Linked DNA regions of Homo sapiens: all the other regions are linked to region 3. Evidence: read pairs that join two places in POLR2A ChIA-PET (ENCODE). Cell type or tissue: B cell. All regions are shown on one strand. Each heading gives the region's core, and the rest is flanking DNA. Links, peaks and the distances in the headings are about the cores only.

The links. Peaks named below come from ENCODE experiments on the same cell type or tissue, not always from the same donor. Only the 100,000 strongest peaks of a DNase experiment are listed, where the experiment ranks them.
Region 1: POLR2A ChIA-PET joins it to region 3 with 10 read pairs; 23 of 35 experiments call an interaction of 5 or more read pairs at or near these places.
Region 2: POLR2A ChIA-PET joins it to region 3 with 26 read pairs; 23 of 35 experiments call an interaction of 5 or more read pairs at or near these places.

The regions. Positions count from the first base shown.
Region 1 is chr19:12,973,453-12,982,710 of GRCh38, forward strand. It overlaps DAND5 (DAN domain BMP antagonist family member 5), which reads left to right. Exons shown (of 2, transcript NM_152654.3): 2 at 1-1,308. The coding sequence ends at 182. Among named protein-coding and RNA genes, the nearest start is that of DAND5, 8.5 kb to the left of the region's middle. RefSeq lists an enhancer at 980-1,486. In B cell, for the core only: CTCF peaks have their summits at 4,566 (motif pointing right) and 4,771; DNase peaks (open chromatin) are centred at 13, 4,589 and 6,700; H3K27me3 peaks cover 1,739 bases.
Region 2 is chr19:13,163,375-13,174,119 of GRCh38, forward strand. No RefSeq gene overlaps it. Among named protein-coding and RNA genes, the nearest start is that of IER2, 18 kb to the left of the region's middle. RefSeq lists enhancers at 1,899-2,476, 3,928-4,555, 6,248-6,748, 6,749-7,249, 9,101-9,160 and 2 more. In B cell, for the core only: no CTCF peak of the experiment used is centred there; DNase peaks (open chromatin) are centred at 1,987, 3,564, 4,367, 9,247 and 1 weaker place; H3K4me3 peaks cover 1,752 bases; H3K27ac peaks cover 7,790 bases.
Region 3 is chr19:13,088,786-13,099,530 of GRCh38, forward strand. It overlaps NFIX (nuclear factor I X), which reads left to right. Exons shown (of 11, transcript NM_001365902.3): 10 at 1,514-1,605; 11 at 5,850-10,011. The coding sequence ends at 5,864. It overlaps LYL1 (LYL1 basic helix-loop-helix family member), which reads right to left. Exons shown (of 4, transcript NM_005583.5): 4 at 10,248-10,745. The coding sequence ends at 10,534. Among named protein-coding and RNA genes, the nearest start is that of LYL1, 8.7 kb to the right of the region's middle. RefSeq lists a silencer at 6,733-6,822 and enhancers at 7,134-7,997, 9,243-9,382, 10,590-10,745. In B cell, for the core only: a CTCF peak has its summit at 5,204 (motif pointing left); DNase peaks (open chromatin) are centred at 5,186, 6,216, 6,786, 9,296 and 4 weaker places; H3K4me3 peaks cover 3,807 bases; H3K27ac peaks cover 4,109 bases.

The sequences.
Region 1 (9,258 bases), core at 1-8,000, 120 kb before region 3:
CCTCTCTCTACATCCCTGGCTCGGACCCCACCCCACTAGTCCTGTGCAACAGCTGTATGCCTGCTCGCAAGCGTTGGGCACCCGTGGTCCTGTGGTGTCTCACTGGCAGCTCAGCCTCCCGTCGACGGGTGAAGATATCCACCATGCTGATCGAGGGGTGTCACTGCAGCCCAAAAGCATGAACTGAGCATCGTGGATGGGTGCACGGAGACACGCACCTTGGAGAAATGAGGGGAGATGGACCAAGAAAGACGTGGACCTGGATGATGTACTCTGGGTCAAGAGACCAGGGATGCAGGGTTAGGCAGACAGGTCCCCAGAGTCCTCACCCTGCTCCCCAGACAGTAGACACAGTGCCCGTCCTGGAGTTGCACCACTGATAGTCACAGCACACAATGATTGACAACTCACTTTTTTTTTTTTTTTTTGAGATGGAGTCTCGCTCTGTCGCCCAGGCTGGAGTGCAGTGGCGCAATCTCAGCTCACTGCAAGCTCCACCTCCCGGGTTTATGCCATTCTCCTGTCTCAGCCTCCCGAGTAGCTGGGACTACAGGCACCCGCCAACACGCCCGGCTAATTTTTTGTATTTTTAGTAAAGACAGGGTTTCACCGTGTTAGCCAGGATGGTCTCTATCTCCTGACCTCGTGATCTGCCTGCCTTGGCCTTATTATTTTTTTTTTTTAAGGACAGAGTCTCTCTCTGTCACCCAGGCTGGAGTGCAATGGCGCGATCTTGGCTCACTGTAACTTCCACTTGCCAGGCTCAAGCAGTTCTCCTGCCTCAGCCTCCTGAGTAGCTGGGACTACAGGCACCCGCCACCATGCCCAGCTAATTTTTGTATTTTTAGTAGAGACAGAGTTTCACCATATTAGCCTGGCTGGTCTCAAACTCCTGGCCTCAGGTGATCTGCCCACCTCGGCCTCCCAAAGTGCTGGGATCAAATCCACTGTTAATCATTAGGCTGAACTGTCTCTTATAGAATGAGGTCAAAGACACTCCCAGTTGCAGGGAGGGTAGATGGCCCCACCCAGACCGAGAGACACAGTGATGACCTCAGCCTAGGGACACCAAAAAAGAAAAAAAAAAAAACCCAAACCAAAAACGCAAACCAAAGCAGGCAGGCAGACAGCTGCTGGGGGAAATCCTGGGGTCCTTGAGACAGAGGCAGGACCCTCGTGTTCCCAGCTGCCTCTTGCCTTGATAGTGGTGCTGTGTCCCTCTCAGACCCCCCACCTGAGTCTCCACAGAGCCCCACGCCTGGCATGGCATTCCACAGAAACCATAAAGGTTGGCTGAGTCCAGCTGTCTATATGTGCATCTGTTTGTTCCTCCAACTGGGGTTCCCTGGGAGTGGGTGGCCCCATGACAGGGTGTGGGCATCTGAGTGCTCCCTCCCCAGCTGGGGCTCAGGGTCTTCAGCGGGCGAGGGCGGCCTGGCTTTGGGCGGCTGGAACCAGGGCCCTGGCAGATGGGCCTGTCTGGCACAGACGCAGGGACATGTGGCGTTGTCAGTGTTGCCTCCAAATGCCCCCCGGAGCGTGGGGCGGGGAGCCGGCCAGGCCCTTCTCAGCCCTCTTCCTGCCTCAGGAAGGAAGGCCTCAGGTGAGGGGAGCAGGAGGGGACCCGAGGAAACAGATGGGCCAGTGGGGCGTGGGAGCCTGAGACCCCTGACCTCACAGGCCTCACAGAGAGATGGGAACGGGACAGGCAGGCAGCTCCCAAGGCCCCTTGCTCGAAGGGCCCTGGAGGGGAGGGTCATGAAGGGCTCTGGGGGGGCTGCCCCATCCCTGTTCCCTCCAGAGTTCTGTGCCAAACCCCAGGCAGTGTCCGAGTGGGCAGCTCAGCCCTGGCACCATGGGCAAGCCCCCCTCTGGTGGGCATGAGGCATTTGCCTTCCCTCCCTCTGCTGTGCCCACCTCCTGCCAGCCAGGGGAGCCAGCTGGGAACCTTGGTGCCAGGGGAGCCCCCAGAGTCCCTGTCCCCTCCCGGGCAGTGCCAGCCGGCCCCTGCCCCGCCCCCCCAGGCCCAGTAATGGGTGGGTAATGAGTGCTGGGGGAGCGGGGGAGGGGCAGGGGATGCAGGTGCCACAGGCGCTGGCACGGGGGCCGCTAATCAGGTTTGCCAACGCCATCTGTCACCGCACGAGCATCTGGGGCTCAAGGTGACCCTGTCACCCTCAGTTACAATTATGAGTTTGGCATCTGTATTAAAGCCCGCCAGCCGGCCAGGCGGGGGACGGCTGGGGTGGGCACGGGGTTGCACGGTGAACCCCATCCCTGGGGTACCCTTCCCAGGGGCTGCGTGGCTGCCAGGCGTGGAGCTTCTTAGGGGACTATGTCTGTGTGTGTATGTGTGTGTGTGTGCACACCCATCCCAGTCTCCACAATTCTTAAAGTGTGTCCGGGTGCAGGGCTGGAAATCATAGGTTTGTGTGTGTCTCCATGGTGGCTGTGTGTCTAGGAGTTTGGTGGGCTGGCTGGGGGCGGAGCTCTGAGATTTTGTGGGTGCACAGATGTTCGTGCATCTGCATGCTGGGACAAGAACGTATGGAGGAGGGTGTCTCTTTGGATGATGGTGTGTCTTTTTCTTTTATTAGTAGTATTAATTATTATTCTTATTTGAGTCAGGGTCTCGCCCTGTCACCCAGGCTGGAGTGATCATGGCCCGATCCCTGCAGCCTCAAACTCCTGGGCTCAAGTGATCCTCCCTCCTCAGCCTCCCGAGTAGCTGGGGCTACAGGCTCATGACACCACGCCCAGCTAATTTTGTTTATTTTTTTGTAGAGACAGGGTCTCACTGTGTTGCCCAGGCTGGTCTCGAACTCCTGGGCTCAAGCCATCCTTCTGGTTTGGCCTTCCAAAGTGCTGGGATTATAGGCGTGAGCCACCACACCCAACCTGATGGGGTGTGTGTGTGTGTGTGTGTGTGTGTGTAAATGCACAGGGGTAGGTTGGGAGGGGTATCAGCTTTGGGAGAGGCCATGTGCAGTACTGCTGAGCTCCTCAGCTATCCCTTTGTTTCTATCTTCGCCAACTCCTGCTACGTGGCTGTGATCTGGAGGGCTCTGAGGACGGCTTAAGAATCTGGATTTTGGCTGGGTGAGGAGTCTCACGCCTGTAATCCCAGCACTTTGGGAGGCCAAGGCAGGTGGATTCATTGAGCTCACAAGTTCGCAACCAGCCTGGCCAAAATGGCAGAACTATGTCTCCACAAAAATATATTAAAAATTAGCTGGGCGCCGGGCGTGGTGACTCATGCCTGTAATCTCAGTACTTTGGGAGGCTGAGGCGGGTGGATGACCTGAGATCAGGTGTTCAAGACCAGCCTGGCCAACATGGCGAAACCCCGTCTCTACTAAAAATATAAAAATTAGCCAGGCGTGGTGGCGCGTGCCTGTAATCCCAGCTACTTGGGAGGCTGAGACAGGAGAATCGCTTGAACCCAGGAGGCGGAGGTTGCAGTGAGCCAAGATGGCGACACTGCACTCCAGGCTGGGCGACAAAGCAAGACTCCATCTCAAAAAAAAAAAAAAAAAAAATTAGCTGGGCATGGTGGTGTGTACCTGGAACCCCAGCTACTCAGGAGGCTGAGGTGGGAGAATGGCTTGAGCCTGGGAGGCAGAGGTTGCAGTGAGCCAAGGTTGTGCCACTGCTTTCCAGCCTGGGTGATAGAGCCAGACCTTGTCTCAAAAAAAAAAAAAAAAAAGAAAGAAAGCTCTCAATTTTGTAAGGTAGCCTTTGGATTCTAAATTCTTGGAGCTAGATTCTGGGTCTGGTGGATTCTAGTTTTGAGCAATAGGATCTAGATTTTTGGAATCTGAATCCCGGAGTATGGTTTCAGTGGCACCATCATAGTTCACTGCAACCTCAGACATGTGCCACTACACCCAGCTAATTTTTAAGTTTTTTGTAGAGATAAAGTCTTGCTATGTTGCCTATCGTGTCCCAAACTCCTGGCATCAAGTGATCCTCACGCCTTGGCCTCCCAAAATGCTGAGATTATAGCTGTGAGCCACCACGCCTGGCTGAGTTCGTGGATCTGGAGTATAGATCTTGGTATGATTGGAATCTTTTTTTTTTTTTTTTGAGATGGAGTCTCACTCTGTTGCCCAGGCTGGAGGGCAGTGGCGCAATCTCAGCTCACTGCAAGCTCCGCCTCCCAGGTTCAAGCGATTCTCCTGCCTCAGCCTCCTGAGTAGCTGGGATTACAGGTGCCCACTACCACACCCAGCTAATTTTTATATTTTTAGTAGAGACGGGGTTTCGCCATGTTGGTCAGGCTGGTCTCGAACCCCTGACCTCAAGTGATCTGCCTGCCTTGGCCTCCCAAAGTGCTGGGATTACAGGCATGAGCCACCGTGCCCAGCCCGGTATGATTGGACTCTAGATGCTGATCCTGGGTCCTGGGATCTGGATTACCGGCTCTTAGTTCTGTATCTGCGTTCCTGCTTCTGGACTTCAGTCTCTGGGCCTGTGTGCTCTGTGTCCTCTCTGTCCACAGCTCCAAGTTCAGCAACTGGGCGGCTGCCTGTCGTCCCTCCATGGATGGGTGCAGAGACCACCTATGGCCACCAGGGGACACCCTTGGTCTACATTTGGTCCAAGCTGCCCGACTGGAGGAGGAGTCTGGGACCACTGTGGCCCAGTTGGACTCAGCCCTTTCAGGAGGACCAGGGGCTGGACATCACTTTCCCCCACTTCCATCCCAGTCTCTGCTGGGACCTGAAATCTGTCAGCCCCCACTGACTCAAACGTGGAGAACTGGACTGAGCACCCCCACAGTGTTCTGAACAGTACCGTGGGACAAGGTGCCTGCCCAGTGAGTAGGTCAGACCCAGGGTTGAAGCCATGTGTGTCCATGAGGGTGACAATGAGTGTCTGAAAACGTGTCCAGGTGTGAAGGCGAGGGTGCACCATTCATCAGGAGTGGCCACATATGACAGCATTGCTAAGAAGTGTGAGCCTGGGAGGCGCGGTGGCTCAGGCCTGTTGTCCTGGCGCATAAGAAAGTGAGGCCCAAGGCCGGGCGGGCGGATCACGAAGTCAGGAGTTCGAGACCAGCCTGACCAACATAGTGAAACCCCGTCTCTACTAAAAATACAAAAATTAGCCTGTCGTGGTGGCGCGTGCCTGTAATCCCAGCTACTTGGGAGGCTGAGGTATGAGAATTGCTTGAACCCAGAAGGCGAAGGTTGCAGTGAGCTGAGATAGTGCCACTGCACTCCAGCCTGGGCAACAAGAGCAAGACTCCGTCTCAAAAAAAAAAAAAAAAAAAAAAAAGTGAGGCCAGGCGTTCAAGCCCTCATCTATGTAACAAAACAACAACAACGACAACAAAAATGTGAACCTGTGTGTTGGATGGTGTGTGGCCACCACTCACTGTATTCACATGTCTGATAAGGTCCTCATGAGACAGTGCACCTACACGGTTGTGTCTATAACTGGGAGATGTCACCAGGAGCCCTTGTATGAGTCCGTGTCCATGTCATATTCATGTGTCTGCGTCTATGATTGTGTCACTAGGAATCTATAGGTATCCATAGGTATGACTGGGACCATCTAGGGGAAGTGTCACTGGGTGACGGTGTCCTGGAGTGTCAGAAACAGTGTCCTGGCTGGGTGCAGGACCTGTAATCCCAGCACTTTGGGAGGCTGAGGCGGGCAGATCACCTAGGTCAGGAGTTCAAGACCAGCCTGGCCAACATGGTGTAACAGTGTCTCTACTAAAAATACAAAAATTAGCCAGGCATGGTGGTGTGTGCCTATAATCCCAGCTACTAGGGAGGCTGAGGTGGGAGAATCGCTTGAACCTGGGAGGCAGAGGTTGTAGTGAGCTGAGATCATGCGCCATTGCACTCCAGCCTGGGTGACAGAGCGAGACTCTGTCTCAAAAAAAAAAAAAAAAAGAAGCAGTGTCCCAGCACTTTGGGAGGCCAAGGTGGGAGGATCATTTGAGCCTAGGAGTTCAAGACCAGCCTGGGCAACATAGCAAGACCCTGTCTCTACAAAAAATTTAAAAAATTAGCGGAACATGGTGGCATGCACCTGTAGTCTCAGCTACTCAGGAGGCTGAGGTGGGAGGATCACTTGAGCCCAGGAGTTCAAGGCTGCAGTGAGCTATGATTGTGCCACTGCACTCCAGGCTGGGTACCAGAGCAAGACTTTGTTTCAAAAATAAATAAATATGGCTGGACATAGTGGCTCATGCCTGTAATTCCAGCACTTTGGGAGGCTGAGATGGGCAGATCACCTGAGGTCAGGAGTTCGAGACCAGCCTGGCCAACATGGCGAAATCTGGTCTCTACCAAAAATACAAAAATCAGCCAGATGTGGTGGCATGTGCCTGTAATCCCAGCTACTCGGGAGGCTGAGGCAGGAGAATGATGGAACCCAGGAGACAGAGGTTGCAGTGAGCTGAGATCGCACCACTGCACTCCAGCTTGGGCGACAGAGTGAGACTCCATCTCAAAATAAATAAATAAATAAAATAAAGAAGCAGTGTTCCTGAAGGCTGAGCCTCTGTGTCAACAGTGTCTTATCAGGGGCTGTGTGAAGGTGTGTAGGACAGAGGGTATGCTTTCTGAGAGTACCAAACCAGGGTGAGTGGAAGGGGCAGGTGGGACCAGAGACTCTCAGAGCAGGGAGCTGGGGTTGTTTCCAAGTTTCTCTCCTTCATTCCCTCACATCTGGGTATATCTCACCCTCCATCTTGCTATGTCTTTTTTTTTTTCCCTTGGGACAGGGTGTGGCTCTGTCACCCAGGCTAGAGTGCAGTGGTGCGATCATGTCTCACTGCAGCCTCAAACTCCTGGGCTCAAGTGATCCTCCCACCTTAGCCGTAGCTGGGACTACAGGTGCAGGACACCACGCTTGGCTAATTAAAAAAATTTCTTTTTTCTTTTTCTTTTTCTTTTTTTCTTTTCTTTTTTTTTTGAGACAGTGTCTCACTCTTGTTGCGCTGGCTGGAGTGCAATGGTGCAATCTCGGCTCACTACAACCTCCGACTCCCAGGTTCAAGCGATTCTCCTGCCTCAGCCTTCCAAGTAGCTGGGATTACAGGCGCATGCCACCACACCTGGCTAATTTTTTGTAGTTTTAGTAGATACGGCGTTTCGCCATGTTGGCCAGGCTGGTCTTGAACTCCTGACCTCAGGTGATCCACTCGCCTTGACCTCCCAAAGTGCTGGGATTACAGGCGTGAGCCATCGCGCCCAGCCCTTAACATGTTTTTTGTAGAGATGAGGTCTTACCATGTTGTCCAGGCTGGTCTCAAACTCCTAGGCTCAAGCATTCCACACACCTTGGCCTTTCAGAGTGCTGGGATTACAGGTGTGAGCCATCACACCCGGCCGCTATGTCTTTCTATGGCTGTGTGTCCTCTGACCTCTCAGCACTTCTGACTTTGTCTGGCTATCCCCATTCCCCTGATTTTTTTTTATTTTTTATTTTTATTTATTTATTTTTTTTGAGACAGGGTCTCACTCTGTCGCCCAGGCTGGAGTGCGATGGTGTGATCTCGGCTCACTGCAACTTCTGCCTCCCAGGCTCAAGAGATTCTCCTGCCTCAGCCTCCCGAGTAGCTGGGATTACAGGCGTCCACCACTACTGCCCGGCTAATTTTTCTATTTTTAGTAGAGACAGGTTTTCACCATGTTGGCCAGGCTACTCTTGAACTCCTGACCTCAAATGATCCACCCGCCTCGGCCTCCCAAAGTGCTGGGATAACAGGCGTCAGCCACCGCACCCAACCCCCCATCCCCTGATTTTTCCCATTGCTAAGCACAGCACACCAGGCAAGGAGGGTCCAGGGGTATTGGCTGACTGGTCCTGTCCCGTCTCTCACCCCAACCCTTCCTCTCCCATCTTGCTCCCGGGCTCTGCCTCTCCGTGGTCTTCTCCCTCCACCCGTCCTTCCTCATTGGTGTGTTTCTCTCCACCTTCCAGGTCTCTCCCGTTGTTTCTCCCTCTTGGATTCCCCATGTCTTTCCCTATCTCTGTCTCTGTCTTTGTCTCTCTTCTGTCTCTTTCCCCACCTTTTTTTTTGTGAGACGGAGTCTCGCTCTGTTGCCCAGGCTGGAGTGCAGTGGTGTGATCTCGGCTCACTGCAAGCTCTACCTCCCAGGTTCACGCCATTCTCCTGCCTCAGCCTCCCGAGTAGCTGGGACTACAGGTGCCCTTCACCACGCCCAGCTAATTTTTTTGTATTTTTAGTAGAGACGGGGTTTCACCATGTTAGCCAGCATGGTCTCGATCTCCTGACCTCGTGATCCGCCCGTCTTGGCCTGCCAAAGTGCTGGGATTACAGTCATGAGACACCGCGCCCGGCCTCCTTTTTTTTTTTTTTTTTTTTTTTTTGAGACACAGTCTCGCTCTGTTGCCCAGGCTGGAGTGCAGTGGCGTGATCTTGGCTCACTGCAACCTCCACCTTCCAGGTTCAAGTGATTCTCCTGCCTCAGCCTCACAAGTAGCTGGGATTACAAGCATGCACCACCACACCCATCTAATTTTTGTATTTTTAGTAGAGACGGGGTTTCACCATGTTGGCCAAGCTGGTCTTGAACCCCTGACCTCGTGATCTGCCTGCCTCAGCCTCCCGAAGTGTTGGGATTACAGGCATGAGCCACTGTGCCCTGCCTTCTTTCCCCTTTTGTGTCTCATTTCTCCCACTCCATCTCCTCTTGTCCATTCTTCCCAGCCCTAAATCTTCTCCTATTTATGTCTCTTTTCATCTCTCTCCTTTTCTCCTAATTTTTCCCTGTCCCTCTCATCTCCCTATCTCTCCTCCTTTTTTCTCTTGTTTATTTATGTATTTATTTTGAGACAGAGTCTCGCTCTGTCACCCAGGCTGGAGTGCAGTGGCGTCATCTCTGCTCACTGCAGCCTCCACCTCCCACATTCAAGCAATTCTCGTGCCCCAGCCTCCGGAGTAGCTGGAATTACAGGCACGTACCACCACACCCGGCTACTTTTTGTATTTTTAGTAGAGACGGGGGTTTCTCCATGTTGGCCAGGCTGGTCTCGAACTCCTGACCTCAAATGATCCGCCCACTTCGGCCTCCCAAAGTGCTAGGATTACAGGTGTGAACCCCCATGCTCGGCCTCCTCTCTCCCTTTATCTCTGTCTCTTCCCGTTTTTTTTCTCTCCCAGTGTCTCCTTATCTGCCTCTCCCTGCCTAGTCTCCCGTCTCTCTCCATCTCTCAGTCTCCGCATCTCTTCTCTCATCATGTCTCTCCCATCTTTTTTCCCCTCATTTCTCT
Region 2 (10,745 bases), core at 1,333-9,332, 75 kb after region 3:
TCTCTTTGGGTTGGGGGTTGCTGAAGCCTCCACGTGTATTCAGGGAGCCCCGAACCTCACACCTCTGTCCAGGGGAGCTCAGAACCCGCCGTGTTCTGGAAAGCCTACACCTTCCCCGGTTTTTTAGTGTCTAGGGGAGCCCACAACCCTCACAGCCGTGTCTAGTAGCGCTCAGATCCACACACCTGTGTTTGGGGGAGCCCAGATCTTCTCTACCTGTGTCCAGATGAGTTCAGAGCCCCGACGTTTGTCCAGGAAAGCCCACCTCTGTCCAGAAGCGCTCTGACCAGGACCTTTCCTGTTTCCTGAGGCTCAGCCTAGGGGGTCATCCCACCCAGGTCTGTGTTAAGGGGAGCTTGTGTCTCCCCAAACATGTCCAAGTGAGCTGAGCTCAGGAGCTGAGGCCTCCCCATATCGTGCTCCCCGCCTGGCCCTTTGGTGAATCCCTTTCTCAGAAGAAACCCTCAGGGGCCCTAGCCCTGCTGCCCTTCCCTGCACTGTCTTCGAGCCTCCTGGCCCAATTGGCCCCTCCCCCAGTACACTGTTGAGTCTTAGTTAAGACATAATCCCAGCATTCACTGTCCCCCATCCCCCAGCTCTCCCGCACCTCGGCGGCTGGCCGGGCCCCCGGGAGTGCCGTCATCCCAGCCGGCTGGCCACCCGACTGGCACCAATTAATTTCCTCCTCGGCCTGTCCACCCAGGGCCTCGGCCTGTCTGGTTGCCAGCTGCTCACCCTCAGCCAGCCCGCCCCCTCGGGCTCCCAGGGAATTGCCAACAGTTCTCCTCCTTCCTGCAACCCCCCCACCCCCAATCCAGGCCACCCCACCCAGCACAGTTAATCAGAAAAAGCTGACAGTTAGGACCTGGAGGAGTGATCTGAAATCAGATGGAGGAGGGGTGGGATGTTAAACTTTCGGACCCAGGGATGCTTGGGGTGGAGCGGGGGCATGGCTGGAGGGAGGCAGAGGATCCAGTTTTACTTAAGAACCCCAAATCAAAGGCTTGTAGCTTCCAGATGGGGACTGCAGGGAGGGCTGACCCCCTCCCGCATACACCAGGCGGGCAAGGTGGAGCGCCCCTCCTCGGAAATTGCCCCCCGCCCAAGATGCGTCAGTGACAGCTGTGCCTCCTCAGCCCGCACCCAGCCGGTTTCCTTTTCCTGTGCACACTCTCCCGATGGGCTGGCCTTCAGCCTGGAGAGACTCCACGGCCCCTTGGAAGGGGCTCCCCAGAGGGTCTTCCTGGACGAGGGGGAGGGGACAGGCTGAAGAACAATGGGGCTTCTGTGGCTGCAGGACGCCAGGCACTTCCTGTTAACCCTTTCCTCGGGGTGCAGCTGCAGGGAGCACCTCCCAGGTCCCGCCTTGTGGGAAGGGGCAGAGGCAGCCTGAGGGGAAATCTTGTTGCGGGAATTAACTGTTGTGTTAATTGAGGCTTTTGTGAGTGTACTTAGGAGGGGTGAGGTGAATCACACCTTTTCTCACTTGATGGAGTTACAGGGCTTTCTCCTCTATTGCTGAGGGCTGTGCAGTCAGGGACGGGGCAGGGCTAGCCTGGGAGAAGCCTGTGCACTGAGCTCAGAGACGTTCAAGGCTTTTCCCCAGATAGGTTACACCAGGATCTCCAGGGCATGGACAGGGATGGGGTCGGGGAACCCAGGCATCCTAGGTGAATCCAAGGAACAGCCATGTCTGCAAACCACTGTTCTAGCTGCCTTGCTGGGCTTACCTAGGGGCCACGATCCCTGAGTCAGTTCCCTTGGCAGCCTGGGTCTCAGTTTCCCTTGGCTTGTAGAAGTTCTTTCAGGGGCCTACCAAGAGGACACGGCAGTCTAGGAGCTCCCTAAGGGGCAGGAGTGGGCTGGGAGCCTTGGAAACGGTTTGTTTCTCCTGGGAGCCCTGAGAAGTCATGTTGGGGGAATTAACTGCTGTGTTAATTGAGGCTTCAAGCCAAGTCCCCTCTGTTTACACAGAGAGTCTGAGAAATGCCCTCGGAAGATTCCGAGAGCCTCCAAAGGCCCCAGAGACTTTGCTTCTGCCCTGGAGGCTTCTGGTTTTTTACGGGTAAGATAACCTCTCCCATAGTCAAGAGAGAGACTTACTGATGCTTATGGCAGCCCCAGGCCCTGAAGGTATGCTGTACTTGGTCACTTCCGTGCATTTGTTTAATCCTCACCACAAGCCTGGGTCAGGATAAAAAGTAGGCACTTCACTCTTTTTTTTTTTAGGGGTCTTGCTATGTTGCCCAGGATGGTCTTTAACTCCTGGGCTCAAGTGATCCTCCTGCCTTCGGCCTTCCAAAGTGCTGAGGTTACAGGAATGAGCCACCGTGCCCAGCCCAGCCCTAAAGTAGGCCTTTTTTTCCCCCCGCGACGGAGTTTCACTCTTGTTGCCCAGGCTGGAGTGCAATGGCACGGTCTCAGCTCACCGCAACCTCCGTCTCTGGGTTCAAGTGATTCTCTTGCCTCAGCCTCCTGAGCAGCTGGGATTACAGGCATGGGCACCATGCCCGGCTAATTTTATATTTTTAGTAGAGAGGTGGGGTTTCGCCATGTGGGTCTCGAACTCCCAACCTCAGGTGATCCGCCCGCCTTGGCCTCCCAAAGTTCTGGGATTACAGGTGTGAGCCACCGCGCTCGGCCTTTTTTTTTTTTTTCCTTCTGAAGTGGAGTCTTGTTCTGTTGCCCAGGCTGGAGTGCAGTGACGCGATATCAGCTCATTGAACCCTCTGCCTCCCAGGTTCAAGCAATTCTCCTGCCTCAGCTTCCCAAGTAGATGGGATTACAGGCATGCACCGCCACGCCCAGCTAATTTTTGTATTTTTAGCAGAGATGGGGATTCACCATGTTGGCCAGGCTGGTCTTGGAACTCCTGACCTCAGGTGATCTGCCTGCCTCAGCCTCCCAAAGTGCTGAGATTACAGGTGTGAGCCACTGTGCCCCACCAGGTAGGCACTTTCATTAGCCCCATTTTACAGATGAGGGAACTGAGGGGAACTGAGGCACAGAGTGGTTAAACAAAGTGTCCAGGGTTACCCTGTCCAGTAAAGCAAAGCCCATTGACATTCTTCCTCTCCTGGATTTTTTTTTTTTTTTGAGATGGAGTCTTGCTCTGTCGCCCAGGTGGGAGTGCAATGGCCCAATCTTGGCTCACTGAAAGCTCTGCCTCCCAGGTTCAAGCAATTCTCCTGCCTCAGCTTCCTGAGTAGCTGGGATTACAGGCGTGCACCACCGTGCCCAGCTAATTTTTGTATTTTTTTTTTTTTTAAGTAGAGACGGGGTTTCACCATGTTGGTCAGGCTGGTCTCGAACTCCTGACCTCGTGATCTGCCCGCCTCGGCCTCCCAAAGTGCTGGGATTACAGGTGTGAGCCACCACGCCCGGCCGGATTTTTCTTCTTTTCTTTTCTTTTCGGTGGGGAGGAGGAGAGTGTGAGGACCTTTGTCCTGGTTGGTGAACTTTTGCTTAAACCCAGCTTCTATCTCTGGTTCTCAGATAAGGAACCAGCTCCTTCTGGGAGCTGAGAGCCGCACCCCAGGTCTCCTTGCCACTCCTGGGCTACCTGTTTTCTCTTTCCTCATATCCAGGGCTGATCACTCACCAGGTTCCCTCTTAGAATCATTTGCCACTTCACTTCATTTTCCTCTCTTCTCCCCTTTCTGCAGGATGAACACTTCCCCAGGGGTCAATCTGTGCACGCTCAGTCCAGGGGCTGGGTAAAGACAAAGTTTTTTGTTTGCTGTTGTTCACTTGTTTATTTAAATTTATTTATTTTGAGATGGAGTCTCGTTCTGTCACCCAGGCTGGAGTGCAAGGCGCGATCTCGGCTCACTGCAACCTCCGCCTCCCGGGTTCAAGCAATTCTCTGCCTCAGCCTCCTGAGGAGCTGGGATTACAGGTGTGCACCACCATGCCCGGCTAATTTTTGTATTTTTAGTAGAGATGTGGTTTCACCATCTTGGCCAGGCTGATCTTGAACTTCTGACTTCGTGATCCACCTGTCTCAGCCTCCCAAAGTGCTGGGATTACAGGCGTGAGCCACTGCGCCCCACCCTCACTTGTTTATTTACTTGTTTTGTAAACATTATTTACTGAGCATGATCAAACTGCTAGACTGGAGAGGCTGCTGCAATCTCCTCCCTCTGCCCCCGCCATTTCCTGGTACCCATCCTTGCTGGTGGTGTCTGCAATCAGCGGGGCCCTGGCTGAGTTCACGGGAAAGGAAATGGCTCATTGCTTCAGCCTTTAGACCGGGGGGCAGGGAGGGCCTGTCGGGAGGCCGCCTAGTCAGGGGCGTGTCAGAGGCCAGAGGGGCCGGGGCCCAGCAGCTGGGGCTTGGTAAGCTCTGGAGCCTGGGCTCCAGGCCAGCTCGCTGCCAACCTCCACCTGAGACCACCCCACCCCCAACCCCCTTCCTTCTCTCCCCTGCTGCCGAGGCGCGCCCTTCCGGAGTGAAACTTTGGTTTCTCACGACCCGGAAGGCTTGAAGCAAACCTGCAATTACTCACTGCCTGGTCTGTGCGGGCTGCAGCTCTCAGACTCAGGATGAGGTGGCGGTAGGTGGGGTGGGGCTCTTGGGACCCTTTTACCCCTTCGTGCTGCTGGCTGGGGGAGGCCACTAAAGTCTGCGCGCTGCCTTCCACGCGTTCTCCAGACACTTTCCAAATCCCTGCGGACACTACCTTATAAACAGATACTGGAATTTTCAAAGTACTGTCATGCTGTTTGGGACCAGAAATTCCCTCCCATGAGGGTTGGATATGAAGCCAGTTTGGAGGGGGAAGCTGAGGGTGCATGCCCCTGGATCTACCAAAGCCTTCTCTTCAGTCTGGGAGGTTTTTTTTCTTTTTCTTTTTCTTTTTTGAGACAGAGTCTCACTCTGTCGCCCAGGCTGGAGTGCAGTGGTGTGATCTCAGCTCACTACAACCTCCACCTCCCAGGTTCGAATGATTCTCCTGCCTCAGCCTCCCGAGTAGCTGGACGACAGGCGTGCGCCACCACACCTGGCTACTTTTTGTATTTTTAGTAGAGACAGGGTTTCACCATGGGTTTCAGAGGGTGCAGTGGCTCACGCCTGTAATCTCAACACTTTGGGAGGTCGAGGCAGGTGGATCACTTGAGGTCAGGAGTTCGAGACCAGCCTGGACAACATGGTGAAACCCTGACTCTACTAGAAATACAAAAATTAGCTGGTGGTGGTGGCATGCACCTGTAGCCCCAGCTACTCAGGAGGCTGACTCAGGATAATCAGGAACCCGGGAGGAGGAGGTTTCATTGCTCCAGACTTTGAGACTCCATCTGAAAAAAAAAAAAAAATTAAGCCAGGCAAAGTGGCTGATGCCTGTAATTCCAAAGCTTTGAGTGGCTGAGGTGGGATGATCACTTGAGGCTAGGAGTTCGAGACCAACCTATGCAACATGGCAAGACCACCACACCCCCATCTCTGCAAAAAATTAGCCAGGTGTGGTGGCGCACACCTGTAGTCCCAGCTACTCTAGAGGCTGAGGCGGGAGGGTGGCTTGAGCCCAGGAGTTTGAGGCTGCAGTGAGCTATGATCATGTCACTGCACTCCAGCCTGGGTAACAAAGCAAGGCCCAGTCTCAAGAAAATCAGTTATTTTTGCATATGTATGGCGTACATAAGAACATTTGTTACATGTCTATAATGTAACCTCTCTCTGCTTTGCTTTGCAGCTCTGGCAGGGGCAGGGCAGCAGTGCTATGATGAGGCCACTTGTAATTGGGGGTGTTCATGGGAGGGCCTTTGTTCTCTGAGCACTGAGTGGGCACTGCTGTATCTCCATATGCCTGGGATCCTCATTGGTTCCCCTCCTTTCTCCCAGGCTTGTGCCTCTTTCTTTTACTTGACTTTTTTTTTTTTTCCACCCAGGCTGCCGTATAGTGGTGCCATCTCAGTTCACTGCAACCTCCACCTCCCAGGTTCAAGCAATTCTCCTGCCTCAGCCTCCCCAGTACCTGGGACTACAGGCATGTGCCACCATGCCTGGCCGATTTTTGTATTTTTAGTAGAGACAGGGTTTCACCATGTTGGCCAGGCTGATCTCAAACTCCTGGCCTCAAGTTATCCATTAGCCTCAGCCTCTGAAAATGCTGGGATTACAGGCGTGAGCCCGGCCTTTCTTCTTTTTCTTTTTTCTTTTGTTTGTTTTTTTAGAGACAGGGTCTCACTCTGTCACCCAGGTTGCAATGTAGTGGCATGATCATAGCTCACTGCAGCCCTGAACTCCTGTGCTCAAGTGATCTTCCCACCTCAGCCTCCCAAGTAGCTGGGACTATAGGTGTACATCACCATGCCTGGCTAATTTTTTAATTTTTTTTGCAGATATGGGGTCTTGCTATGTTGCTGAGGCTGGTCTCCAATTCCTGATTTCAAGTGAGCCTCCTGCCTCTGCCTCCCAAAGTACTGTGATGAGCTACTACGCCTGGTCATTGTCCCTCTTTCTCATGACTCTCTGGACATCCCTGGGGTGGAGGGTGGGGCAGGCACACACATCCCTCAACTTCCCAGTGGTTCCACGATGACTAAGCCAGCCCTGTCCCTGAGGCTGGGAGTCTGGAGCTAGGATCCACCCCCATGGCCTCATATCCCAACCTTGAGCCTGGGTTTCTGGTCAGACTGGACGGGCTAGCTCGGTCTCCTTAACTCTCAGAGTTGCCTTGTCCAGGCCCAGCGGGTCCCACACAGCCAGGCACACCCCACCCCACAGGGCTCCTGGGAAATTCTCTGCCCCACCCTCAGGCTGCCTCAGACAGACTGAGGTTACCTGTGATTGTCCCAGATAACCCGAGTGAGCCCATCCTCTGCTCTGGGTGGCTCCCTCCCTGGCAGCTGACCTGTAAATTTTGAAAAGATGGGGACAATGCTCAGCTAGGAGGGATGCTCCTGCTGTCTTCCCTGCTGGCCTGGCCACTCCCCAGACTGGACAGGTCCCTTGGCAGCTCTTCCCAGCAACCCAGGCAGCCCCAAGCCCCCTCTTGCTTGGTGTTCCAGGCCAGTGAGAATCTCACTTCTTCTCCAAAACTTTGTCTTCCAACTCCTGTTTTGTTGTGTTTTGTTTTTTTATTGAAACAGGGTCTCATTCTGTTACCCAGGCTGGAGCTCATGGCATGATCATAGCTCACTGCAGCCTCAAACTCCTAGGCTCAAGCAATTCTTCCCACCTCACCCTCCTGAGTAGCAGGGACTACAGATGTGGGCCACCATGGTCAGCTAATTTAAAAAGTTTTTTTCTTAGGCCAGGCATGGTGGCTCACGCCTGTAATCCCAGCACTTTGGGAGGCCGAGGCAGGTGGATAACAAGGTCAGGAGTTCGAGACCAGCCTGGCCAACCTGGTGAAACCCCTGTCTCTACTAAAAATACAAAAATTAGCCGGGCGTGGTGACAGGCACCTGTAGTCCCAGCTGCTTGGGAGGCTGAGGCAGAGAATTGCTTGAACCCGGGAGATGGAGGTTGCAGTGAGCTGAGAACACTCCACTGCACTTTAGCCTGGGCGACAGAGTGAGACTCTGTCTCAAGAAAAAAAAAATTATATATATATAAATTAGCCAGGCATGATGGTGAGTGCCTGTAATTCCAGCTCCTTGGGAGGCTGAGGTGGGAGAATCACTTGAACCTGGGAGGCAGAGATTGCAGTGAGCCAAGATTGCTCCACTGCACACCAGCCTAGGTAATAGAGTGAAACTCCATCTCAAAAAAGAATTTTTTTTTTTCAGAGATGGGGATCTCTCTGTGTTGCCCAGGCTGGCCTCAAGCAATCCTCCTGCCTCAGCCTCCCAAAGTGTTGGGATGACAGGCATGAGCCACTGCGCCCGGCCTGTGGTTTCTCCATGTGGGGCCAGATCACTCTTTGTGCAGGGAGCTACCCTGTGCATCTTTGATGTTGAGTAGTAGCCCTGGCCTCAACCCTGTGCCAATGAAAGATGTCTCCAGATGTTGCCAAATGTTGGGGTGGGGTGGGGCGCAGCCTTGCCGCCTGCTTCACCTGTTCTACCTGTCCATACTCATACCAACCTGCAAAGTAACTTAGACCGTGTGTTTTCTTTTTCTTTTTTTTTTTCTGAGATGAGGTCTTGCTTTCTCCCAGGCTAAAGTGCAGTGGCACGATCTCAGCTCACTACAACCTCTGCCTCCCAGGTTCAAGCGATTCTCCTGCCTCAGCCTCTCGAGTAGCTGGGATTACAGGCACCCGCCACCATGCGCAGCTAATTTTTTTATTTTGAGTAGAGATGGGATTTCACCATGTTGGCCAGGCTGGCGGCTCGAACTCCTGACCTGACCTCAGGTGATCCACCCGTCTCGGCCTCCCAAAGTGCTGGATTACAGGTGTGAGCCACCGTGCCCAGCTGGAGCATATGTGTTCTTTTTTTTTCTTTCTTTCTTTCTTTCTTTTTCTTTTTTTTTTTGAGACGGAGTCTTGCTCTGTCACCCAGGCTGGAGTACAGTGGCGCCATCTCGGCTCACTGCAAGCTCCGCCTCCTGGGTTCATGCCATTCTCCTGCCTCAGCCTCCCAAGTAGCTGGGACTACATACAGGTGCCCGCCACCACACCCGGCTAATTTTTTTGTATTTTTAGTAGAGACAGGGTTTCACCATGTTAGCCAGGATGGTCTCGATCTCTTGACCTCTAGATCTGCCCGCCTCGGCCTCCAAAAGTGCTGGGATTACAGGCATGAGCCACTGCGCCTGGCCAGGAGCATGTGTTTTCTCATCTTGGGCCTGGATCGAGTCCTTATGGTGGAGGTGATCTGCGGGTTCCAGAATCTTGGGAAGGGATTGGTGAGACCATAGCATGGCCCATTGCACCGTCCCTCTACCTGGAGTGAGGGGTGCCAGCCTCCCATTTCCTGGTGGGTGGGCTTGCTGGATGGCAGCCTGAGGTGGGTGGAGTCAGGCTGCCTTGTTCTATTTCCTGGTTCCCAGGGTTGGGTGGTGGCAATGGTGGCCCCGGAGCCAGAGGGCTTGGGGTACCCTGATCCTGCCTCCGGATTTACTGGGTGGGTGCTAGGGTGTGTGCTCCAAGACCGATGGCCCCTGTGGGCGTGGAGGAGAAACCAGAGACTCAAGCAGATCTCCCTGCCTGCCTTCTGCCCTCATGTCCCACTTCACCTTGGCTCTAGGCCAGGGGCTGCCAGAATGGTGACTCAGAGCGACTGAGAAGAGGAGAGAAACAGAATGGAGGTCCTTATCATCCTCCAATCTCCGCCATCCCAGCATCCCCATAAAGGTCAGGACCCTTGAGGCCACATGTCAAGACCATCCACACTGCCCTCTCCTGCTTCCTCCTCCTCTACCCGCCCTCTTTCAGTGGGATTTTTTTTTCCGGGTACCACGCTAGGGCAGGAAGGCAGAAGTGAGCATGGGGCGTGGAACGTCTCTGAGGTTGGAATATATTTAGGCCAGGAGAAGAGTGTGTGTGTGGTGCTGGCCAGGCCCTGGCGCCGGCTCGGCGGGCTTGAGGAGTGATGGTGGGGGGCCCTGAGCCAGTGTGGGGATGCTCCTGCCTTCTCCCTTTTTTTTTTTTTTTTTTTTTGGTTTTGAGATGTAGTCTCGCTCTGTTGCCCAGGCTGGAGTGCAGTGGTGCGGTCTTGGCTCACTGCAACCTCTGCCTCTTTGGTTCAAGTGATTCTCTTGCCTCAGCCTCTGGAGTAGCTGAGATTACAGGCATCTGCCACCACGCCCGGCTAATTTTTTCTATTTTTAGTAGAGATGAGGTTTCACCATGTTGGCCAGGCTGGTCTCCAACTCCTGACCTCATGATCCGCCTGCCTCGGCCTCCCAAAGTGCTGCGATTATAGGTGTGAGCCACCGTGCCTGGCCACCTTCTCCCTTTTAAAGACAGCCTGTCAGCTTTGGGGAGGAGGAGTGGGAATCACTAGGCCCCCACCAAGGCTGAGGCAGGCCCTGTGTGGGCCAGATACATTTAGCATCTTCAAAACAAACCAGCAAGACTAACATCAGGATCACTTACAGCTGTAAACACAAGGCCCAGAGAGGTTAAGTGGCTTTCCCAAGGCTGTTCAGGAAAGAGGTGATGATGGAAGGGTTCTCTTGCTGGCCCGGCTGGCTGCCACCATTCATGCACGCAGTGTTCATTCATGCAACACCTTTGTGGGTACAGCCTAGCCTGTGCCAGCCCCCAACAACGTGCGGGAGAACAAGAAGCCAACTGGACCCAGGTCGGCAAACCGCAGCCCATAGGTGGCATTCGTCTGTTGTCTCTGCACGGCCCTTGGGCTAAGAATGGTTTTTACATTTTTAAGTGGTTGAAAACAAAAGAATAAGAGTATTCCATGATACATAACAATTATATGAAATTGCAATTCCAGCCTTCATGAATTCAGGGTACACAGGTTACACCCATTTGAGTCCACATTGTCTGTGGTTGCCTTTTCGTGACTGTGGCAGAGTGGAGCTGTTTTGACAGAGACCCTGCAAAGCTAAACAACTTTCCTATTTGTCCCCTCCTCCCCTGTCCCCCTCACACTTTTTTTTGACAGAGTTTTGCTCTTGTTGCCCAGGCCGGAGTGCAACAGCGCAATCTTGGGTCACTGCAACCTCCACCTCGTTGGTTCAAGCGATTCTCCTGCCTCAGCCTCCTGAGTAGCTGAGATTACAGGCGCCTGCAACTATGCCCGGCTAATTTTTATATTTTAAGTAGAGACAGGATTTCACCATGTTGGCCAGGCTGGACCGGAACTCTGACCTGAGGTAATTCAGCCGCCTC
Region 3 (10,745 bases), core at 1,363-9,362:
CGAGGGAGGGCTGTGGGCTTTGGCTTACTTCATCTCTCTCTCTGTCTCTCTTTCTTTTCTTTTCTTTTCTTTTTTTTTCCTCTTAAACCAATGACAAATTTTGTCAAAGGGAAAAGAAGAAAAATCATTCGAGAGGTCCCAGGTAGACCCGGCGTGAAGGACAGGAGGATGGGGCGGGTGCTGTCTGTGGGCCAGGGTGGGCAGCTCTGGGGGTGGGCAGGCCACAGGCCAGGGCAGTTCGGTGGCGGTGGGAGGGGTGGCCCATCTCACACTGCTCTCCGCTCGCTTTGTCTCTCCTCCTTTCTCGTGGTTTGAGTTCTTTTCCCCTCTCCATCCTCTTCATGCCATCTTCCCATCTGCATCCACCATAAGACATGAAGTCACAGTCATTGGAGGTGGGCAGGGTGGGGGATGGGAGCTGGGCTACAGGGTTCGGGGGCCACTTCTGGAGAGAGGTGGGCAGAATCTGGTGAGCATGGAGTCCCTGGGTGTGTCTGGTGCAGGGCAGCGGCGGGCCTTCCAGGTAACCTGTGACACTCCTTGCCTCCTCTGGGGGCATCTTCCCTTCTGGGGGTGCAGGGCCTGTTCCCTCCAGCAGGGCTCCATCTGGACAACCTGAGAGGAACTCAGGGCTGTTGAGATCATTTTGTCTTTGGGCCCCAGGATGGCTGCTCCCAGGCATCTGAGCCCTAGGGCTCTGCCAGGCTCTCCAGCCTCCTCCTCCTCTATTGCCTTGGTCCTGGAACCACAGGCCTGTTGGACCTGGTGCATCAGTCAGAGGAGGAGAATGCCATAGGCCTGAGCCTTGCCACCCCCTGGGCCCAAGCCAGGCAGCCAGCTCCTAGGCCCTTCTCTGACCCTGCCCTACCTGGCTCAGACCTCCATTGGGCACCCTTTGGGTTCCCCAAGCCTGCCTGCCTGGTCCTTGGGCCTGCCCAGAGTGGTAAGAGGTGTAGCATCTAGCTAGGCCACCCAGGTTGGAGAGGTAGCCTGGCTGGGAAGGCCTTCCCGAAGCAGGGTGGGGCCGGACTGCCAAAGCCTCCACCCTCCCCTGGCCCCCTCTCTTCAGTACCTGAGAGGGGCCAGTGGGAAAGCAGGGTTATCCACTGAGGGTACCTGGGGACCAGGGCTATCCCCAGCCCTGCCCAGTGCCTCACTAGCGGGTGGAACTGGGTCCAGGAGACTTGTCTCAGCCTCCAGGGCCTCTCCCTCATCCCAGCTGTGAAAAAGGATGCCTGGCTGAGACTGTGGCTTCTGAGTGGGTGTGTGTCGGGGGTGTAGTGTGTGTTCCTGGTCAGTGAGAGGATGAGGGTGTCCCTCTGTAGTGGGGGGCAGGCTCGGAGCCTGGCCTTCAGCTCAGATGCCCCTCTGGCCCATCCTTCCCACTGCCAGCCTAAACTCGGGCAGCATGGTCTAACTCAGTCTCTCCCTCTCTCAGCAGCCCCGAGGGGCAGTGCCCAGGTGGGCCCCAAGGCCTGACAGGGTCTCTCCCTCTCTCCCCTGCTCCCCACAGCATTCGCAACGACAGGCGCCTCCTCTGCCAACCGGTTTGTCAGCATCGGACCCCGGGACGGCAACTTTCTGAACATCCCACAGCAGTCTCAGGTAGGAGACCCTGCCCACCACCTGGATGCAGGGACCAGGGGAGTAGTCAGGGTTGGGGGGCATCTTGGTGTTAGGGAAGAGCCTGGAGTCCTTGGGGCTAACAGGGAGAGAGAGGTCTGAGGTGGGGCTGGAGGGCCCAGGCTTTTGCACGCCCAGCTGAGCCTGTCTCCCCAGGCAGCCCCCAGGCTCCCTGGCTAATCAGCTAATTGGATAATTAGCTCTGACAGCCCTGGCCCTGGGGAAGGCGGCCAAGGACCCAAGTCTAGAGGCCCTCTGGGCCAGGCCTGGTAGAAGCAAAGATGGAAGCCTGAGGCCCATCGGGAGGAGAATAGAGTCTGCCTCACTGCTTTCACCTGCCCCGACTGGAAGCCCCGGCCCCTAGCCCTCCCCTTTCCCCTGGCGTTGGGTGGGCTGGGTGACGGGTGGAGGAGGGACAGAGGGCCTGGTGGGCTGCGTGCCCAGAACTGGCACTGAGGGCAGGGCAGGGCAGGCCGCCACCCTAGAGGCCCCTCACCCAAGTCTCCAGGAGTCCTGTTAGGGAGAAGGCCAGCATGCTGGAGACCTCATCCTTGCTCCTATCCCCTGCTGACACCACCCTTAGTTCTCACCAGGAGACAGATCCCCGTCACAAGCAGGGCATAAGACTACTCTTAGCCCTCCAGGTGGAGACCCCAGAGGCCAGTGCCCACAGAGCCCAGTGCCCTTGGGGGCACAGGGAAGACCCATCTCAGGAGGAGGACAGAGGCAGCTTTAGGGGGCCTGAGGCTTTTACCACCCAGGGTTTTGAAAAAGAACATGCAAAGATCTTTCTTTTGCACATTTTACAAAAACACCACCTTGGAGGTGTCCTCAGCCCGGGGAAATCCACCTCTCTCAAGAGCCCCTGGGGCCACCTCTCATCTCCTGCTCTGCCTCTGTTCTGGGGCCTGAGTCCAGAGAAAGTTGGTGGATGGAAGTTGTGTGTGTGGTTTGAGATTGTTTTTTTTTTTTTCTTTTCCTTTCCTTCCCTCAAAAAAAAAAAAAAAAAAAAGCCAAAAAACTTTGTCAAACTTCAAACTTCAGAGCTCCCTAGTGGCAAGGAGGGGAGGGGAAGAGAACTTCAACCCCCTCCAGCTTCCCACCCCCTTTCCCCAGAGTCACGTCTGACCCGTCTGGTTTCCAGGAGCAACCAGACATGATGTAACACCCAGATGAACTTGAACTTGGGGGTGCTGAGAAGAAAAACAATGGCTCCGAGCAGGGGCTGGAGCCAGCCCCCTCTGCTCTGTGCCAGGGAGGCCGAGAGAGCCCTGCTGGCAGAGGCGGGAGGGGGTGCGAGAGGAAGGGACAGCAGGCGGGCCTCCCCTCCCAGCTCTGGGCTGGCACCAGGCTTCAGGGTTCCATCGCTCCCTCCCTCCTGCTGCCTGCCTGGGCTGCTCACAGCTCTGCGGTCGTGCGCTCCGAGGACCACTGCCACGAGCCGTCCCTGCTAACCCTGTTTCCGCTGCCTCCTTTACTTTCTTTGCTCACTTTGCTTGGACGTTTGGGGGCCAAGTCAGAGTTTAGGGAAAGTTTGTCTCCCCCCATGTTCCCTGTGTCTTAGGCTCCAGGAGGTAGGAGGAAGGAGTCCCAGCGGGGGTCCAGGGCCCCTGAGCAGGCAGGTGTGTCTGGGAGTGGTTGGGGGAGCGGAAGCTGGACAAGCGGAGCTGGAGCCCTCGGGCCTGGGGGCAGGCAGGCGGCTGCAACGGGCGGGCGCAGGGGGTACAGCCGGGGGTGGTTTCCACAGTAACCAGTGACTTTAGCTGATCTCTGGAGCACCAGATGGAGAGAGAACAATAGAATGAGGGAAGAAAAGAGAATTTTAGCAATTTTGTCATTCCCTGGGCAGCGCTTTTTACTTAGTTTTAATCAATTTTGGACCTGGCTCAGGAAGTAGGGAGGGGTGAGCAGAGAAAGCCACTCTGTGCTTGGCAGCAGATCCCCCATTTCTGGGACCTGTGGGGAGGTGCCGGGGAGCCCCCTTGGGGCAGCCTTTGTCCCTAACTCCAGACCTGGAACCAGAGTCTTCCTTCCCTGAGGAGGACCCCCCAGTCTGAGCATTGGCAGTTGTCCCCAACTGTACAGCTCAGGAGACCCCAAAGGGGCCAGTGTGAGGCCCTGGCATGATCTGCCAGGAGCAGATAGGGCAGGTGGGGCCCTCCCTGTCCTATTGTCCACAAGCCTCATTTGCCTGGTGAGGAGAGGGGTGGGCTTACCACCAGAGTCAGCCTCCCCCTCAACCTCGGGGCAATGGCACAGGGTTCCTGTATAGTCTCCCCTTGGGAAGGGGGTCCCAGGGAACAGGCCCAAGCCTGTGGCAGGTGGGGGTCACCCAGCCCAGGCGCTTCCCACCCCCGGGCCTGGGCCAGAAGCCCAGGAGCTGGCTGCGGGCCGGTTCTCCCCCACCCACTCTGGGGATGCCTCAGGCCTGGGTTTCCGCCTTAGCCTCGCCAGGCCCCAATGAGCCTCTGTTTGGCCTGTAGTCAATTGACCGGTTGGACTTGGGGCAGGTGCTCGAGGAGCCCCACTGAGGGAGGGCAGGTCTCTTGTGCGTACTGTCCAGCACATACAGGAAATTTAGCATTTCTGCCCACCCAGCAGCGCCTGCTCATTGTGGCAATCCCAAACCGCCACATTTCCAGATGCTCTTGATCTGCACTGTCCATTGTGGTAGCCACGGGCCACGTGTGGCTGTTTACATTTAAATTATTAACTAAAGAAAAATTTAGTTCCTCAGTTACAGTAGCCACATTTCAAGTGCTTAGAAACCACTTGTGGCTAGTGGCTACTGCAATGGAAATGAGAACATTTCCATTGTCACAGAAAGTGCTAGATGATCTCCAAGGCCCTTTCTGAAACTCAGTGTCCCTATCCTCAGTCCCAAACCAGAGCCTGAGAGCAGGTCTGGCCTGCAGGCAGAATGTTTGACCAAAGCAATGTTTTAAATATTGGAAATTTTCACACGAAATTCTGTTTGGGCTTCTGGCTTCTTTTGAAAAGTTGGCAGATGAGCTGCCCTGGGCCCTCACCCTGACCCTAGGCAGGGCACAGGCATTCTGGCCACCACAGACCCTGCTTCCTCGTGCTCGCAGCACAGGCAGCAGTTAGGAGCACAGCCTGCACTGCCCCTTACATTTGAACCCTGGCTCTGTTGCCCGAGGGCTGTGTGGCCTCAGGCAGGTCACGTACCCCCTCTGTGCCTAGCTTCCTGGTGGGGTCAGGGCAGGGGTGGAGTGAACCAGGACCTGGTATGTGCTCTGTAGTTGGCTCCGCCTGGCCCCTGCAGACCAGAGTCTGTGACAGCCTGGGAGAGGTCCCAAGATGCATTTTCAGGGACCCTCATTTTGCCCCAACGGTACTACCAGGTGCACCCAGGCCCAGTAGACCACAGTAGACCCTGACCCACCACTTTGCCAGGAGGTGGGGCTGGAGCCTTGGATGGAGGGCGTAGCCAAGCAGCCCAGACCCTTGGGGTCTGCCCTGGGTGTGCTCTGAGCTGAGCCACCAGACACAGGCAGACAAGACAAGGCCCTGTCTGTGGGAAGGCAGCGCCCCCTGCTGGCGATATGAAGGAAATGACGCTCACCCCAGGGAGCCTCAAGTCCTTCCTCAATGTCTGGTGCCCTGAGGGTAGAGGATCCAGCACCATGGGCTACGTGGCCCCTCCCCCAGGCCTGGCGCTACTAGGGACTGAAGCTGTGTGGTTCCCCTGCCCCCAGTCTTTCAGCCTGTGGGACCTTGGCTGGGGTATATAGATGGGAATTTCTGCTTTTAATCCAAAGAGACAGAAAGAAAACTCAGCAAGAAGCTGGGCCACCCCCAACCCATTCCTAAAACCCCTCTGGGTACAAAAGCCCCAGCCTGGCATCTTCCCCACCCTCCAGGACCCACACAAAAACCTAAACAATTGGAAACATGGCCAGATCTCAGGCCTGTGCCAGCGCCAGCCATGGGGGTCCCACCCGCTGGGCACAGTGCCCACGGGAAGGCCAGCTGGACTCTAGCACTAGGGGCAGAGTCTCTGAGGGGGCGGGGTTCTCGCAGGAGGGAGGGAGAGAATGGGGATGCCCTTTCTTCTCCATGGGAACAAGGTGGGTGGTGGCTGCCCGGCACCCTGGCTCTTTGGGAGCTGGACCCTTGAGGGGCCAGGTCACTGGGCCAGGTAGGAGTGAGATGGGACCTGCCCCAGCTGTTCTCAGTATCGCCTCTTTTTCATCCTGTTTCAGTCCTGGTTCCTCTGATAAGATCGACAAAAGAAACAACAAAATGAGAAGAAGAGGTTCCTCGAAAGGGGGGAGAAGAAATTTTGAGAATGGAAAAATCCCCCAGCCCAGCCCAGCCCCACCGAAAAGCAAAAATTACACGTCGTCAGCCACTCAGCCCTTCTCTCCTCCAGCCCGGGGACCCCCGCGGGCCCCAGAAGCAGCCCAGTTCTCAGAGAGCCCTTGGAAGGGGTCTCGGTGGAGCTGTGCACCAGCAGCCAAGCAGAAAGAAACACGCGACATGGACTCTGTCAAGTAGAGGACAGAAAGCAAGAAAGGATGCAGAACTGCCTTCCTCCCCCTGACCCCGCCCCGGCCTTCTGGGGAAGGAACAAAGTCCCCAAACAAAGCAACCAGCACAATTCTGAAGGGGCCTGGCCTCCACCCTCACCCCTTCCTAGGGGAACCCCACCCTCCACACAGCCGGAGCTGCCCTAGGGAGCCTGGAGGGCCAGCTTGTAAAGATGATGGGGTTTAGATCCCTCAGGCTCTCCCCTCCAGACTCCGCCCTTCCCTCCCTCCCTCCCTCCCTCCCTCTCTGCCAAGGCTCCAGCTTCTTCCCCCAGCTGCTCCCGACCAGGAGGGGGAGAGCAGCCTCCACTTACCCCACCCCACCCTTGGGCTAAAAGCCCCCAGGCGGGCAGGGGGTGACCCCTGGAGCTAGTTGCGTGTCCCAGAATGGAGGGTGTTCTGACACCCCACCCTGAGCCGCAAGAGCAGTCCTGGGGCCCTGGACCCCTCTGTACAGTCCGTAGGAAAAAGTCGGAATGCTCTCGACGGCCTCGTCCCAGCCTGGGACAGGCCCCCTTTCCCCTCTCTCTGCAGGCCAGGAGGGCCTCCTTCCTGCCACGAGGGAGGGGAGTCGGGCCCCAGGTCGCCCCCGCCCCCAGCCCTGCATGCAGGTGCCCTCGCTCCGCCCCATCAGTTCCTGCCCCTGCCCCTCATGCAGACTGCCCTGCTGGGGCCGGGCCGGAGGGTGGAGCAGAAAGGGGACCCCGGAGCCGAGCGAGGAGGACCAGGCAGCCGCCGCTGCCGCGCTAAGCCACCACCTGCGCTTAGGTAGGCGTCCTGCTCGCCGACTTTCAGTTCCTTGGGAGGGTGTTGGGTGTCGTCCTTTTCAAAAGTGTTTTGGAGCTTTCTGTGCCCCCCGACTTTCCCCCGCCTCCCCGCCCCCCACGTGGCCACTTTTCTCTGGATTTTAGCTGTAATGTCTTTACTCTTTATTTAGGGGTGGGGCATTCATTGTTTGGGTCTTTTGCTGTTGGAATGGGAACTCCTCCTCCATTTGAGCAACTTGGGAACAATTTGGTAACACACCACAGGAAGTAGCTCTCCCCCCCAGCCCCCTCCTCCCTCAAGGGAGGGTTGGGGGGCCTGTCCAGAGGGTCTTCAGAAGCCCCCCTGGGAGGGAGGGGAGGATGAGCACGCCCAGCTCCCCTCCAGGGTGTGACTTGGCCCCTCTGGCTTGTCTTTCTGTGCCTTACTCCTCCTCCTGCGTCTCCCGTTCCTGGCCCCTTCTTGAGTCCTTGTGCCTCTCTCTTTCTCTCTCTTTCTTAATTGTATGAAAACACAAAGCACAGGTCAGGATCCTCTGAGAGAAAATCAACATTGCACCACGTAGGGGTGGGCTATGGGCTGTATTTATTGTGAATCTAGTTTGTGAGGCTGTGGCCCCGAGCTGGCGGAGGGAGGGAAGAGGAGGGAGTGACGGGAGGGGAGGAGGTCAGCGACCTGGGGCCGTAGCGGCAGGCGAACGGTGCCTGCTACCCAGCTGGAAGCCACAAGGTGGCTGGCTCCAGGGGCGGCTTTTGTTGGAAGTTGAGTGAAGCCCTCCCCCTGTCCTCAGCGTGCAGCCCTAGAGGACCCCAGGGCTGAGGGGCAGTGGATCCTGCGGGAGTCTCCCGGGGCGTGGGGAGTAAGGCCCCGGGGGTGGGGGGCCGGGTGGGCCGGGCGTGACGCGCGGTCAAAGTGCAATGATTTTTCAGTTCGGTTGGCTAAACAGGGTCAGAGCTGAGAGCGAAGCAGAAGGGGCTCCCTGTCCGGCCCACGTGCCCTTTCCCTCGACGACAGTCGAGGGCTCGGGCTCTGTGGGACTGTGGGAGCTAGGGTCTGCGGGGCGCCTGCCCGGGCGAGGTCGGAAGCTGCAGGCCAGCTGGGCCCGGGCCGGAGCGTGCCCGGCGGGGCTGCCCGGGCGGGCAGGGGGTGGGGGCTGCTCCTTTCCCAAGTGGTGTTGTGAGGGGCAATGAGGGCAACAGGAGATGTGGGGACGTGTTAGGAGAGAAAAAAAAAAAAACAAAAATATATATGGGGGAAATTAACTTTTTTTTTTCATTGAACCAAGTGCAATGCATCAGAGAGTTTTCCTATCTTTGTATGTTAAGAGATTAAGAAAAAAAAATTCTATTTTTGTTGTAATGTCCTCGCGGCTCTGGGGACGCTAAAAGAACCGGGCCTGCCCCGCCCTGCGCGGGGATAACGAAAGCTGAGTGTTTTTCCCTTTTTTTTGTTCGTTTTTAGTTTTTTTTTTTTTAAGTCGTTTTCCTGCGTTGACGAGGATGATCTGGGGTTTTTATTTGTTTCGTCGTTCGTTCTGTTTCGGTGGGAGGGCTGAAGGAAACGTTCACATTTTAGAGTTTAAAAAAAACACCTCGACATTTAAAAAATCAACCAACACAAGATCAAAAAGGAAAAGGACGAGAGAAAAATTATTTTTAAGATAATTAAACATAAAACCCTGGTGCTTCTTACATTATAAAGTACGTTTTAAAGAACCCACAAACTATTATACATAAGTTTATGAATCAATTAAATATCCTGCACTTGTTAGGAATACGCATATCCCTTCTTTGTTGAGTTTAACGGAACGGGACAGCGGCGTGCCCCCGGCGGCTGGACTGCTCCGGCCGCGGGTCTCCCCGGGCGCCCCTCCCTGGGGCCCAGCACCCCTCCTCGCCCCATCCCCGTCCGGGTACGGGGGCGCGGCAGGGGTCCCCGGCCCCTCCCCCGCAGAGGTCAATGCCAACGAACAAACGTCCCCTCCCTCCCTCCCTCTCCGCCCCGAGCGCCCTTCTTTGAGCCAGACGCCAACTTGACCCTCACCAGCATTATCAGGAGCGCGCTCAGCAAGTTGGTAGTTTCCTCCCCCCTTTCCCGGCGCCCCTCCCGCCCCCATTCAACATCTCTCATCCTATCCCCGACCCCCTCCGGGGAACACCGGGAAGGCTCGACGCTCCAGGACAGGACCAGCCACGCTGACAGGTCGATTTGCCCAGGCCCGCGCCCGCACGCACGCACGCACACGGCCCCGCACACAGCCCCGCCCCACCCCGCAACCAGCCCTGTCGACTGCCTTATACACCCGCCCCCGCGCTGGCCGGCCGACCTAGTGCCTTGTTCTCACCCCCGTGCTGGCGGAGCGGACGCCGCGCTCTGGGTCCCAGAGGGGCCGGGTGGCTCAGACGACCCACCACTCCCCCACCCTGACCGTGCTGAACAGACCCCCCCACACGAGAGAAAATAAAGGAGCAATAAAGTCACGAGAACTTTCGTCCCCCAATCGAGAGCCCGAGGGGCACCCCAGCCCCGCCTCTGCTCCCCCCCACCCCACCCACCCTCGGGGCGCCCCCCTCCCCCCGCAAGCCAGCCTGGGCCAGCCCCGCTTCGGCCCCTCCCGGGAGATCCGTGCGCCCGACCAGCACCAGCATCGCGGACCGCAAAGGCCGCCCGTCCCGTCAAACAAGTTTCTTCTTAGGCTAAGAAACGCAGTATATACGAGTATCTCTATATATAGTACTAATGGATTTGGTGTGCTTCCCCCTTAGCGTCCCCCTCCCTCTGCTCCTCCTCCTTCAGCCTGGTCTCCCCCTCTTCTCTGCCCTCCACCCCCGTCTCTGCACTGAGATACATAAGAAACAAGGGTAGTTTACTGTCTGTTTTGTTTTCTGGGTTTTCAGTGTCCTAGCGGAATGCAAGTAGGCAGCCAGCCCGTCTGTTCCCTCTCCGCCCCGCCCCGCCCCGCCCCCGTCACTGCGCTTCTGTTATACCATCTTTGCCTGACTCTCTCCGGCTTCTCCATTGAATGGCTAATGTGTATGTGAAATAAAGAAATAAAGAAAAACAAACGCGAGAGCGCCTGACCCTTCGCTAACGCGACCGTGCGGGACTGGGTCGGGGTCGGTAGGGTGCGTCCCCGACTTGGATTCTGCGCCTCTGTCCAAGCGCCGGGAGCGCAGCAGACGCCGTCGACGAGCGTCTGCCCCTGGGTCTCCCGGAGGGGCCGACGGTGAGAAAAGCGAAGCCTCCCCAGCCCCTCCTGGCCTCCCCCCGCGACCCCAGCCCGGAAAAAATGAGGCACCACTTGGGTCCTATGACTGCTCTGCCATGTTGCTTTGCCGACCTCGCCCCTGGGAAGGGGACCGGGCAAGGCCACTTCCAGAGGGTTGTGGGTGATTTTTTTAAGGGTCTGCGGGTCCCTTGGGGGTCGATGATCACCCTTCCGGACCCCCGAGACCTTGCCCCTGACGTCTTCACTGGTCCTTCTTCGGGGGAGTTCGCTCCCGAACATGCGCAGCACGTCCACTGCCCTTTCCTTGACGGCCCTGGGCCGAGTCCCTGGTGCCCTCCGGCTCAGAGGTGCTGCCGCGTGCGGTCACCGCACCTCTGGGCTCAAAGCGGTTTGCTCCATCTTGATGGGCCGGGCCGCTCCACCGGGGCTGCCGTCGGGGTCGGCCGGGGGCGCGGGCTGCGAGCGCGCTGCCGCCTCGGCCCTGCGTCCGGATCCCCGGCGGGCGCCGTCGTCTGGGACCCGGTGCACCGGCCGTTTGCGAGGCCCGGGAGGGGTGGGGCCTGCGGCCAGAGCTG